Linked DNA regions of Homo sapiens: region 1 is linked to region 2. A link is a loop called in an ENCODE intact Hi-C map of the cell type or tissue named here. Cell type or tissue: mammary epithelial cell. All regions are shown on one strand.

Region 1 (2,500 bases), 410 kb before region 2:
TAATATCTTGGGTAAAACCTTATTTCTACTGGGTGCCTGGGGATGTATCAGGGGGCAGGATGAATCAGACAGCAGAATCTGTTTGAGGTTGAAAACAAAGCAGAGACTGAAAAGCCCGGAGACATTCTGGACCCTTATTTTCTGTTGCTCTTTCTTCTTCTGTCTGCGTGTTGAATGCCTTTATCCCCATCCCATCCTGCACCATGCCACAGATACACACATTCTAGTGGGAAGCGATTCTTTCAGATTCTTCAGACCTTCTCTCTAACCTCACTCCTCAACGCAGTTGTCTGGGATCATGTAGGCAAGAAAAATACTCGATGCTGTATTCTCTCCAAGACCTTCCTTTGTAGCACTATCCCAAACTGTTATTGCTGATTTATTTGAGAGAGTTCTTGGTTAATGTCTGTCTCTCTACTGGGCTGCATGCTTCTAGAAGACAGAGCCTACCATAGAGACCAAAATACATAAGGTCTCAGGAAATCAGTATTGCCCGACAGAAACTTCTGCAGCGATGGGCATGTTCTGTATTTGTGCTGTCCATTATCATAGCCATGGGCGACAAGTGGCTGTTGAGTATTCAAAATATGGTCAGTATGACTGAAGAATACAATTTTAAATTCTACTTAATTTTAATCCATTTAAATTTACATAGCCTCATGTTACTAGTGGCTTCCATATTGGGCAGGGCAGACTGAACTAGGTTAGTAGATGTGTGGATGGAGGAAATCCAAGGAAGTAAGTACCTGGGTATGGGATTAAAGGAGAGTCAAAGTCATCACTGGGACTATTTTTGCATTTTTTTTATTCTCAACATACACCACCACCCCTCCCCGCCCCTCCGTCCCCCAACACACACACCAGCTTGCTCCACTGGCTGGATTGGGTTGAATTCAAGAGGTGGAAATTTGTAGCCTCCCTTATTGGCTCTGATGTCTTTGCTCTCAACCAGAGAAAACACTATTGCCGTTGTACAGGGTGTGGTCATTCCCAGCCCTGTTTCACCCTTACACGTGATCCTGTCTTCCTCTGGGTGCAATGAGGTCGTCATCAGTCTAAGTATGTTGGAGTGGTCCCCTGAGTCAACAGGAAGTGGCAAATCCTTGCTGAGTGAGTTCCCTGAACTGGGAGGATATCCTGAACATGCTATAACCTGAGAAAGCACATGTTTATCTTGCAGCATAAAAGCCCTCTGTTGGCCATACAGTGCTTGTTAATCCAGGGCTCTCTGTAAGCCTGACTCAGTAGGTGGTAAGTAAAGAAATGAATTTACTGTCCCTGTTCCTGTAACTCATGCTGACTGTGCACATGCCTCAACTGGAGGCTGGTTTTTGCTTTTCCAAGGGGCATGTTTCTAAGGAGACATTTATCTGTGTGTATCAAAGAATCATTTGCCTTGGATGACATCACTGGTCACAGCCCATTCTGCTCAGTTCCTTATTTAAAGGAGCCAAGTCTGAAAGGCCTGGCTTAGAAAGTTTCTACCTTCAATAGTTGTGTCAACGGGAGAGCCTCAGCATGCTGTTCTGAATGGAGGGCCAGGTGCAACGTGTACATGCAGACCCAGAAGATAAAAGTTGGGCCTACAAATGCACTCCTTCTGCAGATGAGATGCCAGTCTCACCAGGCCACCTGGGAGCGAAAGGGCTTTCTGACCTTCATGAAAACCCAACACAAATATCTCAAGAACTTTTTCAAAATATCTATTTTCCTGCTGCTCTCCTGCTGGTTCAATCTCGGGAGCTTAAGTAGCTGTGATTGTCCCTGGGAAATCTGCTTTTTAGTATAACTTATTTGGATGGAAAAAAAGCCATCATCTATTTAAAGTTTACATGCACTTGCCCCTTTGATCCAGCAATTCTACTTCTAATAGTTATAGAAATACTTGCATATTTAAGAATAGATATATATGGTTATTCATTAGTGTGAAAAATTTGAACCAAGAAAAATGCCATTAATAAATCAGGATGCAATAAATCAAGGTGTGCAGATGGAAATGGCAGAAGTTGCCTGCTCACTTCCGTTTCCCATTCTACTTTTTTTTATTTTCTAATCTTAATTTCTTGAGTATTCATAATAAAATATGGCTTTATTCAAACAAAGATTGATAAGCATCGTGGTGAATAATATCAATAATATTTGAAATATTATCAAATTTATTTTTCATTTATTGATGTAAAGGCTCTGATATGGTTTGGCTCTGTGTCCTCACCCAAATCTCATCTTGAATTGTAATCCCCACATGTCGAGAGAGAGAGGTGATTGGATCAAGGAGGTGGCTTCCCCTCTGCTGTCCTTGCGATGGTGAGTTCTCATGAGATTTGATGGTTTTATAAGGGGCTTTCCCCAATTTGCTGTCACTTCTCTCTCCTGCCATCATGTGAAGAAAGTCCTTGCTTCCCCTTCGCCTTAACTATGATTGTAAAGTTTCCTCAGGCCTCCCAAGCCATGTGGAACTGTGAGTCAATTAAACCTCTTTCCTTTATAAATGACCCAGTTT
Region 2 (2,500 bases):
CAGGGTTTATATACTCGTTAGAGTTGGAAACATGAAAATGGCAATTTGGGATGTCTCTTTGGAGTCAAAAACCTTATAAAAATATAATGTACTTTCTCTCTCTCTTCATTTCCTCATTTTTCTGGTCAAAGCTAGAAGAGTAAGATGTCTTTGAAACTATTAAGATAATTTTTAAGACATGGTATAATTGTGAATTTTATATAGATATAAAATGAACAGGTATCAAAGACTTTATTAGCTTATTAATTAATAAGAGAACGGGTAAATGTTATAATTGGTATAAAAAGCAGAGGCATATGTAGGAAATTAGGAATCTGAAATGAATTTACAAATTGATGGTCTATCCATGAGGCAATAATTGGTTGCATTCCACCAGTCACAATTGATTTGCATTTCTATGAACAAGAGATGGATGAGCTAGACAGGATAGTCACTCACTTTTTGTTCTGAGCCCATTTCAAAGTCTCAGTTGTTTTCCTTACTAAAACATCTATCTCTAATATCCCATTATATGTATTAATATCCCATTATATATTATATTTTATAATATATAATGTATCCCATTATAATATATATTTTTTATAATATATAATATATATCCCATTATCCCATATATATTCCCATATATATTATATAATATAAAATATATCCTATTATAATATATATTATATATTTTATATATAAGTGATTTCCAAATGAGTTCTATATATATTATAAATTAATATCCCATTATATATACATTTGCATAAATATATGTAATGGGATATTAATTTTTAATATACATAGAACCCCTTTGGAAATCCCTTTCCACAATTACAAGCAATAGATATTTTGGCAGAGTTTTAGTTATGGGGTGATTAGATTTTCTAGCATGTTGAGATTTAGTGGGTCTTAATTTACCCAAAGTCATTTAACCAAAGTAAAATTGAGATTCAAACCCAGATAGATTCTGATTTTAAAAAGCCATGTTTCTGTCTCCTCCCCCTCAAAAAAATGGGTGAAAAAATGGTGGCTCAGGGTCAGATACAAGCTTTTCACTTGTAAGGGTAAAATAATTAAGTCATAAATGATTAGAGCTAAATAAACCTCTCTTAACCAATATCTTCCTGAGAAGCACAATAGTTGACAATAAAGCCGAGAAGCACTGGGAAGCTGAGATGCAGACCTGCACTCTCTCTGTTCGGGCTTCCCCTTGCCTTCTCAGTTATTTCCTTGGCGCCTCTAAGGATCCCCAGAAAACTGTTTCAAATCCTTGAGTTCATCCAGTCTTATCAAAGACTCATCTCTGCATTAGAACTGTTATTTTCTTATTCCAAACCCGGTGCTCATCTATGTTGTCTTTACTGAAAATAAGGGTTAGTCTTGAACTAGTATTTAAATTTAAAGTCCAATGTCTGAACCAGGCAGCCATCAGATCTGATTTAGGGAACACCTGCCCTCTTGTGGTTCTCTGAGCTCATCTGTCTGGAGTTAAGGAAACCTTTTCCAGCTTTCGTTGTGGAGACTCTTCCCGGAGGAGACCATCTTGAAAGAGCTTTATGGAAGAAAGCCAGCCTAAAGTCCCAGTCCAATTTGCCTAGAGATGAAGGCAAGAGGTGGTAAATAGGGTGAGTAAGAGGGTCTTTAATCCAGGAATAAAGATGTAATTGTCAAGATAGAACATCTCTTTGCCTCCTTTATCAATCTGCTGCTGAGTCCTTGGAGTTTGCCACTAATCAGGTATAGCTTTGAAAATGTAAAAGAGTTTTTCAGATACTCCCAAACACATTAGCAGTTGCAAGAGTATCAGTTGGAATGGACTAAGGTATGCTGAAAAATCATACCACCCCCAAATCTCAGTGAATTATACAACAAAATTTAATTCTGAATTATTCTAGGTATTTATTTTAGTCAGGGTTCTCCAGAGAAACAGAGAAAAATAGGATAGATAGATGATAGATTAGATAAATATGTACATACATATATAGATACATAGATTCATAGATGCATACATACATAGAAAGATATAAGAGATTTATTATGAGAATAGGCTCACGTGGTTATGGAAGCTGAGAAGTCTTAAAATATGCCATCTGCAAGCTAGAGAGTCAGTGAAATAGTTTGGATACTTGTCCCCACTCAAATCTCATGTTGAATTGTAATCCCCGATGTTGGAGGTGGGGCTTGGTGGGAGGTGTTCGGGTCATGGGGGTAGATTTCTCATGAATGATTTAGCACCATCCTCTTGGTGCTGCCTTCATGATAGTGAGTGAGTTCTAATGAGATCTGGTTATTTAAGAGTATGTGGCACATTCCTCTCTCTCTTGCTTGCTCCTGCTTCACCTTGTGAAGTGCTTGCACCCACTTCACTTTCTGCCATGATTGTAAGCTTCCTGAGGCCTCCCCAGAAGCTGATGCTGAAGCTATGCTTCCTGTACAGCCTATAGAGCCATAAGCCAATTAAACCTCTTTTCTTTGTAAACTACTGAGCCTCAGGTATTTCTTTATGGCAATGCAAGGG

The links. Peaks named below come from ENCODE experiments on the same cell type or tissue, not always from the same donor. Only the 100,000 strongest peaks of a DNase experiment are listed, where the experiment ranks them.
Region 1: a loop joins it to region 2, with 13 times the contacts of the local background. A loop is called at or near these places in 3 of 110 quality-filtered maps.

What each region holds. Positions count from the first base shown.
Region 1 is chr15:93,565,817-93,568,316 of GRCh38, forward strand. All of the region lies in intron 2 of LOC107983974 (a long non-coding RNA gene), which reads left to right. Among named protein-coding and RNA genes, the nearest start is that of LINC02207, 290 kb to the right of the region's middle. In mammary epithelial cell, a CTCF peak has its summit at 1,210; a DNase peak (open chromatin) is centred at 1,165; H3K27ac peaks cover 1,979 bases.
Region 2 is chr15:93,973,831-93,976,330 of GRCh38, forward strand. All of the region lies in intron 2 of LINC01580 (long intergenic non-protein coding RNA 1580), which reads left to right. LINC01581 (long intergenic non-protein coding RNA 1581) reads right to left here. Exons shown (of 9, transcript NR_120320.1): 5 at 1,166-1,576. Among named protein-coding and RNA genes, the nearest start is that of LINC01580, 74 kb to the left of the region's middle. In mammary epithelial cell, a CTCF peak has its summit at 1,440 (motif pointing left); no DNase peak of the experiment used is centred here.